Linked DNA regions of Homo sapiens: region 2 is linked to region 1. A link is an interaction called in ENCODE POLR2A ChIA-PET data of the cell type or tissue named here. Cell type or tissue: MCF 10A. All regions are shown on one strand.

The links. ChIA-PET counts read pairs that join two places held together with the same protein. Peaks named below come from ENCODE experiments on the same cell type or tissue, not always from the same donor. Only the 100,000 strongest peaks of a DNase experiment are listed, where the experiment ranks them.
Region 2: POLR2A ChIA-PET joins it to region 1 with 5 read pairs; 2 of 35 experiments call an interaction of 5 or more read pairs at or near these places.

What each region holds. Positions count from the first base shown.
Region 1 is chr22:44,867,033-44,875,032 of GRCh38, forward strand. LOC124905133 (a long non-coding RNA gene) reads right to left here and starts at 1,210. Exons shown (of 4, transcript XR_007068129.1): 1 at 1-1,210. RefSeq lists enhancers at 304-1,216, 1,172-2,371, 1,217-2,128, 3,041-3,952. In MCF 10A, no CTCF peak of the experiment used is centred here; a DNase peak (open chromatin) is centred at 3,149.
Region 2 is chr22:45,061,547-45,069,546 of GRCh38, forward strand. No RefSeq gene overlaps it. Among named protein-coding and RNA genes, the nearest start is that of PHF21B, 56 kb to the left of the region's middle. In MCF 10A, no CTCF peak of the experiment used is centred here; a DNase peak (open chromatin) is centred at 3,175.

The DNA.
Region 1 (8,000 bases):
GGGGAGGCCGAGGCAGGCGCATCACTTGAGGTCAGGAGTTTGAGACCAGCCTGATCCAACATGGTGAAAGCCTGTCTCCACAAAAAAAAAAGAAAAAAAAAATTTATCCAGGTGTAGTGGCACACACCTGTAATCCCAGCTACTTGGGAGGCCGAAGCAGGAGAATTGCTTGAACTGGGAAGACAGGTTGCAGTGAGCCAAGATGGCGCCATTGCACTCCAGCCTGGGCAACAAGAGCAAAACTCCATCTCAAAAAAAAAAAAAAACAAAAAAACACACCAACCAACAAGTATTCACCAAGTTCCCGCTGCAGGTGCATGTATGAACACGTATGCACATGCATGCCCATGCTACTGTATACCCACATCCTCCAACACACCAACCACCCTCCGAGACTTGCACAGAGTTGCTGGTGAACACTGGGTGCTCTACAAACACCCACTGCCAAGACACAAGACTCCCCACTGTGATCATTCCTGTTGGCTTCTTAATAAAAGCCATTATTCCATGAAATCAAGCTGTTGTTCAGTCATTTGAATGGACAAGGAATTCCCTTGAAATGAATATTTCAACCGAGCCTGGTGGCTGCCATCTCCTTCGTGCCTGCATGGGGTGTTGACCTATCGGTGCACCGCGGGCACCTCACACTCCAGGGCAAGCTGGAGAGGGTTCTGCTTTCTCCCAACCAGCCTCCAACTCCGATTCTGTCTGACGTCCAGGTGGCAGCACCATGCCCCTGAGGCCCGGTCATTCCTTTACCAATGGCGGGGATGAGTCGCGAGGGTGCCAGTCTGGTGGGGAGCCACTAGCTGAATCCATTTTCCTTCTAGGAGAGAGGGCGGCTCAGTAGCAGCTCGGTGCTGGTGGGCGCTGAGCTGGCCCTGCCTTCAGAACATGGATGGTGCAGGGTCATGGGCATGGGGACAGAGATAGGGAGGGTTGCAGAGTGGCCGTTACACCCCCTGGTAAGCCTCGTGCCATCCCAGCTGCGGATGGAGTCCCCAAATGACACCCCTCTTCTCTGCCCAAGCTGAGAACCTACCTCAGACACATGGTATATTACTGACCACGAATCCCTATGTTCTGCAGCAATCTCAATCCTTACCTCCTCAGAAGAAAGAGTTCGACTGGCCGGGCTCGGCGACTCACGCCTGTAATCCCAGCACTTTGGGAGGCCAAGGCGGGTGGATTACCTGAGGTCAGGAGTTCGAGACCAGCCTGGCCAACATGATGAAACCCTGTGTCTACTAAAAATACAAAAATTAGCCAGGTGGGGGGCAGGGGGACGGGGGGCGGCGGGGGTGGGCACCTGTAGTCCCAGCTACTTGGGAGGCGGAGGCAGGAGAATCACTTGAACCTGGGAGGCGGAGGTTGCAGTGAGACGAGATTGCGCCACTGTACTCCAGCTTGAGTGACAAGTGAGACTGTCTCAAGAAAAAAAAAGGTTTTATGTGTTGGCAGGCATCTGAGGTCTGTGTGCCTTCTCCCGATTCCTCCCTTGGGGTGGGCTGTCCGCATGCACAGAGGCCCGCCAGCACTTTGGAGGGGAGCACGCACAGTGTTTACCGGAGCTGTGTGCGTGCTCGCCTGGGTGTTTTCCCCTTACCCGTCGAGCGCTCCTGTAGCAGGACGAGCCGCAGACAAAACTCCTCAGACACCAGACTAAAGAAGGACGAGGTTTTTTATCCAGCCTGGAACGCCGACAGACTCGCGTCTTAAGAGCCGACCTCGCCGAAGACACCGTTCCTGGCCCTTTTAAGGGCTTACAACTCTAAGGGGTTCCACGTGAACGGGTCGTGATGGATTGAGAGCACGTGTGGTTAGAGGTCGGGGGGTAATCTTTTAACCTCAGGCCGGGTCATCGGTGGCACCGGCTGGTCTTGCCACTGACTTCATTCCTGTTGTTTTTCAACGTTTACTTCCTCCTCCTCTTCAGAGACAGGAGACAGTAAGAGAAGTGGCTTCTCTCCTCGTTCCCATGAGGTCAAACACAAGTTAAATTCCACCATTTTGCCTCCTAGTGCTCGTGTGTGAACTCGCTCGCCCAACTCCTGAGATCTTTGTCGGGGGAAGCTTATTACCATGGCACCAGCTTCAGGTGATTCTATTCAGAGGCTGCGTTCCCTGGTTCTGGCTGCAAACAATTACAATTATAGAGAAACAGTAACAACTGCCTGCCATCACGTGGCCACCTGACTCTCCTAGTGGGGGTGGGGGGAGCCCTCCCCTGCCCCGCTCCCGTCTGACTAGCTACTACTGTAACAAATTGAGAAAGCGGTCTTTCAGGAGGCCCACAGGTGGAAACTGAAGTTTCCCTACAGCTGCCCAGAGGCCCTGATCTGTGGATGAGGGCCTTTGCTAACTGGTCACTGTGATTCAGACGGACTCACCGCCCGGTCACTGGCCCTGCAGACAGCTGGCTCTTGAGGACTGGCACAGCTAACCAGGCCTGGCTTCCTCTCTGGGGAGTGACAGTCAGAATATTCTCTACTCTTCCCATGGGAGGAGGCATGGGGAGGCCAGGAATATTAATCCTACTGGATGAGTTTCTCCTGTGAGGACACTGGAGTAGGTCTGTGTGCCCTCTGATATTCTCATTCCTAGTGTGCACATGAGAATCCAGAGGCCCCCCACAGAACAGTAAGAGAACACACCTGAAGTCACACAGCTAGTGAGTGGCAGAGCTGGGATTTGAACCAGGGCAACCCCATGTTTTTCCACGGAGCTGTGGGAGCCAAAGGGAGACACCTGGGCCTTGGGCTTCCCATCTATACAGTGGGTTTTGTTTTTCGTCTGTTTGTTTTGAGACAGAGTCTCGCTCTAACCCCCAGGCTGGACTGCAGTGGCACAATCTCGGCTCACTGCAAACTCCACCTCCTGGGTTCAAGCGACTCTCCTGCTTCAGCCTCCCAAGTAGCTGGGATTACAAACACACACCACCATGCCCAGTGAATATTTTTTATTTTAGTATAGATGGGGTTCCACCATGTTGCCCAGGCTGGTCTCAAACTCCTGAGCTCAGGCAATCCACCCAACTCGGCCTCCCGGAGTGCTAGGATTACAGGCATGAGCCACTGCACCTGGCCCTACAATGGGTTTTTACACTGCCTACTCCCAGCTCTGAGAACGCCAGTCAGAGACCAAAAATCCTGAGCTAGGATCAGCCCCACCTTTTGCAGTGACTCAGCAAGTTTAATCCACACTGGGTTGTCAGCTGTCACCATCAGCCCACGTTTAGGCAGGAAACAGAGATGCATGGCGGTGCCCCTGGCAGCCTCTGCACTGAAGTCCTTTGAGAGGCTCCAGGTCCCTGCTCACCCCCCACCAGCCCTCATCCAGCTTAGAGCAGGAGGACTGCACCTCATGCCCTCACTGCTTCAGGGCTCCAGGGAGCAGGACTACAGGCACCCAGCCCTGAGCCCTATCCTTCGGAGGAACCACCAGGGCCTGTGGGCCTCAGTGAGGCTTTCTGGACTCCTCTTCCCCTTTCCCCTCCCGGCTCCTTCTTCCCCACTGGTCTCTTGTCCAATGCCTGGCTACGCCTTCCTCCTCCCTTCATTCATGTTTTTACTCCCTCCCGCACCTTCACCATACATGATCTGTTTTTCTGTTCTTTTTAGCTCTCACTCCTAGCTAACCTAGGCCAGAATGATTCTTTTATGCATCTTGAAAGTTGATTATTGTTTTATTTCTTTTCTACTCTGCTACAAAGTCTTTTTTTCCTTTTTCTTGAAATGGAGTTTCACTCCATCGCCCAGGCTGGAGTGCAGTGGTGCAATCTTGGCTTACTACAACCTCCGCCTCCCAGATTCAAGTGGTTCTCCTGCCTCAGCATCTCTAGTAGCTGGGATTACAGGCGCCCGCCACCACGCCTGGCTTTTTTTTTTTTTTTTTTGTAATTTTAGTAGAGACGGGGTTTCACCATGTTGGCCAGGCTGGTCTCGAACTCCTGACCTCAGGTGATCCACCCACCTCGGCCTCCCAAAGTGTTGGGATTATAGGCGTAAGCCACCGCGCCTGGCCTAAAGCCTTTTTCTTTTGATTCACTCATTCATTCTTTTTTTTAAAAACTGCAACCTTCCAGCTCTGACCAAACACATCCAGGCACAAGGCACCCAGACCAGGCCTGAGTGGGATCCCCAAGAATGGCTCGATTTGGAGCCCGAGGCAATCAGCCACCTGTCTCCCTGGCCACAGCCTCTGGAAAAGCCACACCTAGCATCTGCACCCCCTCCCCAGGAAGGTGTCTTGTGCTCACACAATTCAGAACAACCCTAAAATGGTCTCAGAATTCTGTTGCCAGGGAAAAAAAAAAAAACTGAAATAAAAATGATGGCTCCCTGAAGAGCCCACCATTGTGAGCACCAGAATTAACAATGACATTAAATCAAATCTCATGCATTATGCAGAGAGGTTTACAGCAAAATGCACGTCTGTGAAATATATGTTTCAAATTTCCTGACTCCAAGAGGTGGCCCCAAGATGTTCTCCTGTGGCTTCTTTGATAACAGTTTCCCTGTCACAAACGTTAATTGTGGAATCCTAGCTTAGCACTGCGTGGCCTCATCACCCTTCCCTTGTATCAAAGCACAATTTCCTGATCATTTCCACAGCAAAAGAAAGTGATTACAGAGATAATGTGGTGGAAGCACATCAGCACATTTCAGCTTAAAACAATGAAATGCGGTGCTGAAATGAGGACTCCAGGGTGTCTCTATTGACAGGACGCACAGAATAAATTGTCCAAACATTCACCTTTGCAGTAACGACAGAGATTTTTAAGTGACTCCAGAGATTAGGCGGGCTGCCCAGAACTTGTAACTGACATCCACAATGAATTATTGAATTCTGTTGAGGCATAAAAGTCTGTAGCAAACCAAGTAGTCAGTCTACCCTGAAGAAGGCCAGCCTGCTGTCACTGGAGGGGCAAAGACTGGGCACCCCACTTCTGGTACCATTTGCAGCTGTGTGACCATTGGCAAGTCATTTAGCCCAGGACGGGGAGTTGAAAGTCACAAGGCTCAGCTTGGGTGTTTGTCCTACATGGTGGGCATATGACCTGTGTAAGTTCTCTGAGCTTTTTCTCTTTGTGTGATGGGGAAGGTCAGCATCCACCCTGCAATACCCTGTGTGCTCCCAAGCACCTGCTTTGTGCCAGGCAGTGAAAGTCTCATAATTACAGAGAAGAGCACAGTACATTTCCTGCCCTCAAAGGGCTTCCTCAATAGCTGGGGAGAATGTAAGAAAGTAAATGCGGCCGGGCGCGGTGGCTCACGCTTGTAATCCCAGCACTTTGGAAGGCTGAGGCGGGCGGATCACGAGGTCAGGAGATCGAGACCATCCTGGCTAACACGGTGAAACCCTGTCTCTACTAAAAATACAAAAAAATTATCCAGGCGTGATGGCGGGCGCCTGTAGTCCCAGCTACTTGGGAGGCTGAGGCAGGAGAATGGCGTGAACCCAGGAGGCGGAGGTTGCAGTGAGCTGAGATTGCGCCACTGCACTCCCGCCTGGGCCACAGAGCGAGACTCCATCTCAAAAAAAAAAAAAAAAAAAAAAGAAAGAAAGTAAATGCGCAATTAACTGTTTTTAAGAACTAAAGCAGTATGTGCAGGGCACAGGGAGGTGCAGGATAGGAGACAGAAGAGACAAGAGAGTCGTAAACACCTCCTGGTTTTTGGCTTGAGATATGTGGGCAACTAAGGGTGATCGTCCCTGGAATGGCAGGAGTATGGGAGAAAGAGCAGGTTCTGCTGTTGATTTTTTAAAATTTATTATTTTATTATTATTATTTTTGAGATTGAGTCTCACTCTGTCACCCAGGCTGGAGTGCAGTGGTGCAATCTCTGTTCACTGCAGCCCTTTTGGGTTCAAGCGATTCTCCTACCTCAGCCTCCCTAGTAGCTGGAATTACAGGCACACACCACTATGCCTGGGTAATTCTCGTATTTTTAGTAGAGACAGGGTTTCACCACGTTGGCCAGGCTGGGCTCAAACTCCTGACCTCAAGTGATCTTCCTGTCTCAGCCTCCCAAAGTGCTGGGATTACAGGCGTGAGCCACTGTGCCCAGCCTCTCTGCTGTTGATTTGATATCAAAAAGCTTTACTTTTTTGTTAGAATAACAATAACTTACTGTTTAGGGGAAAAAAGAAAAAAAAAAAAAAACAATGACAGAAGGTATACAAGCTGTGCCTGTAGTCCCAGCTCCTTTGGAGGCTGAAATGGGAGGACTGCTTGAGTCCAGGAGGTTGATGCTGCAATGAGCCGAGATCATGATCATGCCACTGAACTCCAGCCTGGGTGACAGTGAGACCCTGTCTTAAAAACAACACACACACACACACACACACACACACACACACACACACACGCCAAGAAAAGAAAAATCACTTGAAATGTGACTATCTATGAATCCTATTCTTAATATTTTGAGAAATGGGCACTCTCGTATACTGCTGGTCACAATGCAAATAGTACAGTCACTTTAGAGAGCGATTTAGCAAGCTGGTGAAGTTCAAGCATTGTTAAGTCTAGATAATAACCAAGAAAGTAGGTATAATAACATCACCGCAGCACGGCTGTCAGAGAAAATAATTAGATGCAGCCTAAATATCCATCAGTAGCAGAAATGACAAATAAATTGGGTGATGTATTCACAAGATTGAAGAGTGTCCTGCAGTTAAACTGAACAAAATAGGAGTGAATTTATCAATATAGATAGATCTCAAAATATTGCATTAGGAAGGAAAAAAGCTACAGAACAATAAAGATAGCATGGCATCATATGTGTAAAAATTTTAAGCTACCAAGACAATCCTATATGTTGTTCATGGATTGAATAATATTATATACATTGACATATATACACACACACACACACACACACAATGTCCTATATATATACACATGACCTATACATATATATATATATATATATGTGTATATATATATACAAGAAGAATTTTTAAAAAGTAGCTGGGAAGGAGATATACCAAACTCTTCATAGAAGAAAGGAACAAGAGGGTCTTTACCTACAGCTATATATTTAAAAAATTTAATATTAGGGCTTACAGTATCAACCTTAAGTAAACTGAAAGGTAATGATGTATATTATGATGCAAGGATCAACTACCAAAAAATAATGTAAAAAGATATAGCTGGCTGGGTGTGGTGGCTCACGCCTATAATCCCAGCACTTTGGGAGGCCAAGGTCGGCAGATCACCTGAGGTCAGGAGTTTTGAGACCAACGTGGCCAACATGGTGAAACCCCGTCTCTACAAAAATACAAAAATTAGCTGGGCATGATGGTGGGTGCCTGTAATCCCAGCTACTTGGGAGGCTGAGGCAGGAGACTCGCTTGAACCCGGGAGGCGGAAGTTGCAGTGAGCCACGATCGCTAGTGCACTCCAGCATGGGCGACGGAGACAGACTCTGTCTCAAACAAACAAAAGAAGATATAGCTAACAAAAAAATTAAAAGTGAATTATTAAAAATATTTTTTAGGCTGGGCGTGGTGGCTCATGCCTGTAATCCTAGCTCTTTGGGAGGCCGAGGCGGGTGGATCACGAGGTCAGGAGATCAAGACCATACTGGCCAACATGGTGAAACCCCATCTCTACTAAAAATACAAAAATTAGCCAGGCGTGGTGGTGCACACCTGTAGTCCCAGCTACTCGGGAGGCTGACGCAGAAGAATTGCTTGAACCTGGGAGGCAGAGGTTGCAGTGAGCCAAGATCGCACCATTGCACTCCAGCCTGGCGACAGAGCAAGACTCCATCTCAAAAAAAAAAAAAAAAATTTAAACCAAAAAAAGCCAAGATAAACAGTGGAACAAGAAACCAAATGGGACAAACAGGAAACAAATAATAAAGTTACCAACTGCATCAATAATTATCTCTAATATTCATGGACTAAACTTTAAAATTAAGGGGCAGATGTCAAAATGGATATAAAAGCAAGAACTAACTACATTCACTTTAAATATAGACAGGTTGAAG
Region 2 (8,000 bases), 190 kb after region 1:
TCCTCCACTGCCTCCCACAGGCCAGGCAGGTGTGGTTCCAGCCCGTCAGCCAGAAGCAGGACCAGAGAGGCATGTACAGGAGCCAGCTTTGTGGTGGGATCACTTATCTCACCTGTAAAATGGAAAAATAATATCTTCCCTAATTACCTTGACAAAGAAATGATAATGTAGGAAAATTCAATGGCCCCAAAGGGCTTTCACGAAGCATCAGAAGAAACAGATCCTATCATCCACTGACCCAACCCATTCATTTAAAACATGTTTGCCCTGTACTTGTAGGGGGGCCAGGCCCTGTGCTAGACACCCAGGGATTCCCCGAGAAGACAGCCCCTGACCCGGAGCTGGGGAATCCTGTGGTGGCCCAGAGGAAGAACCAAGGATCCTTGCCTGGTGGGGAGGGTGGGTGGCCAGGGAATGTTCCGTGAAGGTGGGGATTTGAGATGAGCTTGGAGACCATGACTGGGGGTCTCCAGGCTTGGAGAGAAATGGATGATGGAGAGAACACCAGTGAGGCAAACGCCGTGGGATGGAGGGTGCTGGAGGGAGGGCAGAGGAGGACAAGTGGAGGAAACAGAGAACGCCGCGGCTTATTCCCACCATGGACAAGCGGGCCACAGTGGAGACAGTGTGGGGCCACAGTGTGAGGTGCTCTCGAGACAGCACCGGGGAGTGGGGCAGAGCAGAGCTGGCTGGCTGTGGGGCTGGGGCTGGGGAGCCAGGCACAGGGAGCTCAGAAGGGTCTCATGCGAGTGACTGAGGGGGTCTGAGCTGCACCGACGGAAGCTTTCTCAGCGCTCAACCAGACTGCCCAGGGATCCCACAGGAGGGGAGGGGAGGGGAGAGGGAAGAGCCAGGAGGGCTGAGGACAGGCACTTAGGTGGGTGGCCATGGGCCGGGACCTCAAGGGGAGGCCTTGGGTGAGATGACCCCCAAGGATTTAGATTCTTTATTCCTTGATTTTGTTGTTGCTGTTAGAAACAGGCTCTGGAGTACAGTAGTGTGATCATGGCTCACTGTAGACTCTACCTCCCAGGCTCAAGTGATGCTTCTGCCTCAGCCTCCTGAGTAGCTAGGACTATGGGCCTGGGCCACCACACCTGGCTCATTTTATCTTTTATTTTTGTAGAGACGGGGGTTTTGTTATGCATAGCATAGCAATATGAAAGTCAAAACAACCTAGAAGATCCTGGGTCCATTACTGGCCAAATAAATCCAAAATAAACAAATTCATACCTCTATCAATTACATAGTGGAGGCCACAGTATTGTAGGGGAAGGCCTGTCTTTTTCTCTCTGTCATGCACACACACACACATACACACACACATGCTCTAACACAACTCCGCTACCTTCAGAGAGCAGCCTGCCTTTTCCCTTTCATGGTGCCGGCTCCCTTGTGCGCAAGCTAAATGAGCTTTCTCTTTCTCTTTGCTGCTGTGTCTGCTGACCTCTCTTGAATTTTATTTTATTTTATTTTATTTTATTTTATTTTATTTTATTTTATTTTATTTTTTGAGACAGAGTCTCACTCTGTCACCCAGGCTGGAGTGTAGTGGTGCAATCTCAGCTCACTGCAACCTCCGCACCCTGGGTTCAAGCGATTCTCCTGCCTCAGCCTCCCTACTAGCTGGGATTACAGCCACACACCACCAGAGCTGGCTAATTTCCTTTTTTTTTTTTTTTTTTTTTTTGAGATGGAGTTTCGCTCTTGTCGCCCAGGCTGGAGTGCAATGGCGTGATCTAGGCTCACCACAACCTCCGCCTCCCGCGTTCAAGCAATTCTCCTGCCTCAGCCTCCTAAATTGCTGGGATTACAGGCATGCGCCACCACGCCCCACTAATTTTGTATTTTTAGTAGAGATAGGGTTTCTCCATGTTGGTCAGGCTGGTCTTGGACTCCTGACCTCAAATGATCTGCCTTCCTTGGCCTCCCAAATGCTACAATTACAGGCGTGAACCACCATGCCCAGCCACCTCTCTTGATTTCTATCCTGGGAGATTGCAAGAGCCCAATGCACCAATAACAGAGCCGTCGGCAAACCTCTTCACCTGCACGTCCAGCTCCACCACCATCCTGCCAGGTCCTCTCCACTCCTGTCTGATTGAGAATCTTATTGTCTCCCTACCACCCCTGACAAGATCTGCCTCCTGTTGGATTGTTCTAGTTAACAGCAGGGCTGGCTTTGCAGGCTCACTACTAATCATGAGGACCTTAAAATTATCCTGTTAACTAAAAATAAACGACAACAAAAAAAGGTCTTACAAAAATAGGTCAGTGTTTGGGGGCTCAGCCCAAATCTTCTGGGTCTTCTCCAGGAGGAAGACTAGGTTGCAGGGTGGTCTTGAGGATGGGTCTCAGTTTTCCCATCCCTGTATTGGGAGGTAATAATCTCTGCCTGCCTTACCCCTGAATATGAGGGTGGACCAAAGGCCTTCTGCCTCTTCTTCCAACTCTGAGGATGCCGGGCTCTGAATCATATATTTACAACTTTTCAATAACTTATGTGACCCTTTATGACGAAGGCCCACGCTGGTCAGGTTGCTGTATACTTCCACATCCCCCGCCTAACTTTTATTGATAGGAGTTCCTTTGATTTTCCATAAAGATAGTGATTGATGCCAAAGTCAGTGATTGCCAGGGAGTCCCTGTCGGGGAGGAGGGACCAAAGGACAGCTGGCTCAGCTCCCCTGAGCTGGGGAGGTAGCGGCCCCGATTCCCACTCGTCAGATGAGACCTTGAGAAGGACGGAAGGTCACAGTGATAAAGGGATGCTGTCCAGAGTAACTGATGCACAGCACTGCTCTGCACAGAATTTCATGCCCATGCTGGATGGCAGCCCGGGCGGGGAGGATCTCCCCTTTAAAAATGAGGACCCTGGGGTTGACAGGTTTTAAGTGGCATATCATAAAGCGTTCCTGCCACATCACCCCTGGGGTGTGAGGTTGGGCCTGACTCCATAGAACTGAATGGGCTTTAGCCACAGAGACCCGTTCAGGAATCTATTTGTCTGTGGACAGTGGATAAAGATGGTCATGAGCAACACTGATTTCAAGGGAAACTTTGTCTCTGGCCACAAATAAACGGTTGCTGCTTCGTTTGGCTCACAGACTGCATTGCCCTGGGCCAATGTTTCGTTTTTGTTTTTTTTTTGTGGAAAGTGGGGGAGGTGGGTGGTGACATTTTCAGCTGCTGTTTTCATGCGTCATTCTTAGTCACTGTGGGCAGCTCAGAAGCCAGCACGAGCCTTCCCACCACCTGGGGCTGGGGGTTCCCAATTTCATGGTGCTGACGCTACCTGCAGAAGAAAGTGACAAACACGTGTCCCTCCTCCAGATCCCATGAAGAGGGGGCCATACGGCCCCTCCTAAATTAAAGACAGACACACGTAGGGTAGGCTCAGTGGCAGAGCCAACCCCGTCGTGACACCTGACCTCTTTGGAGATTATGATCTAGCTCCTTGCACCATCTGGAACATTCCCAATGCTAGAATAGCAAAGATGGGCCCTGAACATTCAAAATAGATGCCGAGAACCCAAACCTGGAGCTTCATGCCTATGCCTCATGAGCAAGCCCCTCGGGGCCCTACTCCAAGGCATTTGCTTTTGTTTTAGATATAACTTAACCCCGAGTCTCTCACAAATGACACATTCAAAGCAACAAATTCCTAATGTGTTACCCCTGCACACTTGCTGAAGAAAATATTAAATCATCCAGTGGGTTATTATTATTATTGAGATGGAGTCTCGCTCTGTCACCCAGGCTGGAGTACAGTGGCGTGATCTCGGCTCACTGCAAGCTCCGCCTCCCGGGTTCACACCATTCTCCTGCCTCAGCCTCCTGAGTAGCTGGGACTACAGGCGCCCGCCACCACGCACAGCTAATTTTTTTTTTGTATTTTTAGTAGAGACAGGGTTTCCTCGTGTTAGCCAGGATGGTCTCAATCTCCTGACCTCGTGATCCGCCCGCCTCAGCCTCCCAAAGTGCTGGGGTTACAGGCGTGAGCCACCGCACCGGGCCTCCAGTGGGTAATCATTGTAGATGAATCTTAAGGTACCTTCCAACCCCAGTATTCCAAATTTTCAGTCTTCAGCAGAGATCATGATGAAAGAAATGACATAAAGGATGTAGTTCCAGATTTCATTTCCCAACACCAAGCAAGCATTTCCACAAATATTATTTTAGTTTCAGGAGCATATAAGCTGCTTTATGGTATCTCTCCCTGTTTTTCCTTTTTTTTCAGAGGGGCAGCTTGGCTCCGTGAAAGGAGAGCCCTGGACTGAGGTGCCCCATGGGATGGATGCGGCGTGACTTTGTAGATGGCACCGCACTGTGGTGGTTTGTCTTCTCTCCTGTGGCGTCGAGATCCACTCACTCACCAGCATTTATTGAGCAATTTCTGTGTGTCGGGAGCCATTCTAGACCCCAAGGGGATTGGTGAGAAACAGGACAGACATGCTCTCTGCCTCACTGAGTGTCTTTTTCCTCTAGAAAGATGATGATGAGGCCAGGCATGGTGGCTCACGCCTGTAATCCCAACAGTTTGGGAGGTGTGGTGGCAAGCACCTGTGGTCCCAGCTACCTGAGAGGCTGAGGCAGGAGAATCGCTTGAACCCGGGAGGCGGAGCTTGCAGTGAGCCAAGATCATGCACTGCACTCCAGCCTGGGCGACAAGAGTGAAACTCCGTTTCAAAAAAGAAGGAGGAGGAGAAGAGACTACAGGCACCCACCACAACGCCTGGCTAATTTCTTTGTATTTGTAGTAGAGGCGGGGTTTCACCATGTTGGCCAGGCTGGTCTCGAACTGCTGACCTCGGGTGATCCGCCTGCTTCGGCCTCCCAAAGTGCAAGACGGTAAATCTTATATGTCTTTTACCACAGTAAAAAATTTGGGCCTGGGTGACAGAGTGAGACCCTGTCTCCAAAACCAACATTTTTTTGAGAAGCGTATTATACTCTGGTGAGGAGACAGGCCACCATGAAGGGGAATAGTGCAGGAAGCAAGTCTGGTTCCTTCCAGCAAGTTCCATCTGGATCAGCTCATGCCCTAGCCCCGACATGAAAGGCTTAGGTGTGGTGTCTCCTGCACTCACTCCCCCAGGCTTCCCAACTCACAGTGCCCCCTCCTCCCCACTTAGCTGGTACCCCAGGGGAGTACCCTGTGTTGGGTGCTAATGGTTCCAGGGTTACAGAGGAGAATCAGGAGCTTATGGCTACATGTGTGGGCGGCAGGGAAGGTGTTGGCTTTGACCCATGCAATGAGCTGGGAAGGCATAAGAAGGCACTTTCCCAAATACATCTGCTTTCCAACTCCCAAACTTCCATCATTGGAGAATTTCTCCCTGTCCCTGTTAAAATGCAGATGCTCCTAAAAGGAACCATCTACAGTCACCAATTTCCAGAGGCAGTTTATTATTTCTCTTTTCAGCAAGACTGCTCTCTTTGAAACTAGTTCCTTAAAGGGAAGGAGGGTGTGGAGAGGGAACACAGGCATGTGATGCTGTGGGGAAGCGGGAGCCCTGCTCTGGCTCAGGCCTTCAGCAGCCCCGTTAAAAAACAGTGCACAGGCCAGGTGCAGTGGCTCATGCCTGTAATTCCAGCACTTTGGAAGGCCAACTAAGGCAGGCGGATCACCTGAGGTCAGGAGTTCAAGACCAGCCTGGCCAACATGGTGAAACCCCGTCTCTACTAAAAAGACAAAAATCAGCCAGGTGTGGTGGCGTGCATCTGTAACCCCAGCTTCTAGAGAGGCTGAGGCAAGAGAATTGCTTGAACCCAGGAGGTGGAGGTTGCAGTGAGCCAAGATCTTGCCACTACAATCCAACTTGGGTGACAGAGCAAGACTCTGTCTCAAAACAAACAAACAAACAAAAACAGTGCACAGGCCGGGCGCAGTGACTCACACCTGTAATCCCACTGCACTCCAACCCAGGTGACAGAGTGAGACTCTGTCTCAAAAAAAAAAAAGACCAAAAAAACCACAAACAAACAAAAACCAGTGCACCAACCTCCTGATGGGCTGCCTAGCTCCAGTCTCTTCCCAGCTAATCTGTTCTCCAGGCCATTCCCAGACTTTTTCAAAATATTACTTTATTTTTCATTATTATAAAAGTTATATGGGCTCATTAAAATAAATTCAAATAATACTAAAAAAGAAACGATATTACTCAAAATTCAACTTCTTCCAGACTTTTTAATAATCATTCATATATAGATATTGTACCAATTAGCAATTGCCACAAAAAAAAACCTATGTAACAAACCATCCTAGAACTTAGTGGCTTCAAACAATCATGTGTTTTTATGAGCTGCAGATTGTCATAGTTTGGCTGACGGAGGCTGGGCTCAGTGGATGCCTCTGCTGATCTTGGCTGGGCTTACTCATTCCTTTGGGAATTGGCTTAGGGTTGGCTGATTGGGGCTGGTCTTGGCTGGTGACTTAATTCTGCATATCCCTCATCCACCTCCTGAGACCAGTGGGTAGCATAAGAATTTTCTTCTCAACAGCAAAAGAGACCAACTGAAACCACTCCCAGAACTGGTACATCCATCACTTCTGTCTCATCCTATGGATAAAGTAAATAATGTGGCTAACCCCATGTATTGGTCCATTTTCATACTACTATGAAAAAAATACCTGAGACTGGGCAATTTATAAAGAAAAAGAGGTTTAATGGACTTATACTTCCACATGGCTGAGGAGGCCTCACAATCATGGTGGAAGGTGAAGGAGGAGCAAAGACATGTCTTACACGGCAGCAGGCAAGAGGGCGTGTGCAGGGGAGCTGCCCTTTATAAAACCATCAGATCTCTGGAGTCTTATTCACTAATCACAAGAACAGCACGGGGAAAAAACCAGTCCCGTGATTCAGTTACCTCCCACTAGGTCCCTTCCATGACATGTGGGGATTATGGGAGCTACAATTCAAGATGAGATTTGGGTGGGGACATAGCCAAACCACATCACCCAAGTCAAGAGACAAGGAAGTACACCTCACCCACAGCTGGAGGGCACTGGAGATTACAAGGAGAGGAGCAGGGATCCAGGAAAGGATGAAGACCTGGGCCAGTTATGTAATCCACCTCAGATATGGTGGATCTTTTTGAAATAAAAGCATATTCATGTTATATACACTATTTCTCAAGCTACATTTTTTTCCCACATAATGGATTGTAGACATCTTTTCAGGTCAAAAACAGTTGTTTTACATTGTTATTTTTAATGGTTGAGGAGAATTTTGATACATGGATGTGTTTTAATTTATTTAATCACAGAGTTATAGTTCATAACCTCAGGCCTGATCACATAACTGTCCAACTTACAACCTTTCAAGGGCCCAACACTGGATGAAGTCCAAATCTACTGTCTAAAAATCATGGTCCTTCTCAGTCTGATCTCAAATAGCTGTTCTTATTTCGTCTCCTCCTCACTCCTTCCCACTCATCCCTCTGAAGCTATACAGTAGGTGACACTCCATTTTTCCCCACTGTCCAGGTTAAGATAATGCCTATGACTGTAACAGATGACCCCATATCTCAGAAGCTCAACACAACAGAAATTGAGACCTCATTTCTGCTCACATAAAGGAGTATCTGTAGCAGCACGGGGAGGAGAGCTCTGCTCCAGGCAGTCATTCAGGGACACAACGGACCTTTAACAAGATCATCTCAGACATCAACATTCAACCAGCAGATGAGGGGAAAGAGAGAAGAAAGGATCTCACCAGAGGGGTCAGGCCCAGACACAGAAGTGGTATATTCCATTAGCCCACTTTCCATGAGCCATGATTCAGGAATATGCTGGAATACCTGCAAAGGAGCTGGCAAAGGTATGGGACCTGTGCTCAGCTATCCAGGCACTTTGCATGGTAAGTGCATCTGTTCATCTGCCTGGGATACCTCTCCTTCACTCCAGCTTTCAGTCTGCTCAAAGGTTTGCCATGGGAGACCCTCCCTGCTCTGGGCTGAGTCAGGGGCTCTCTCTGGGCGCCCACGGCAGATAG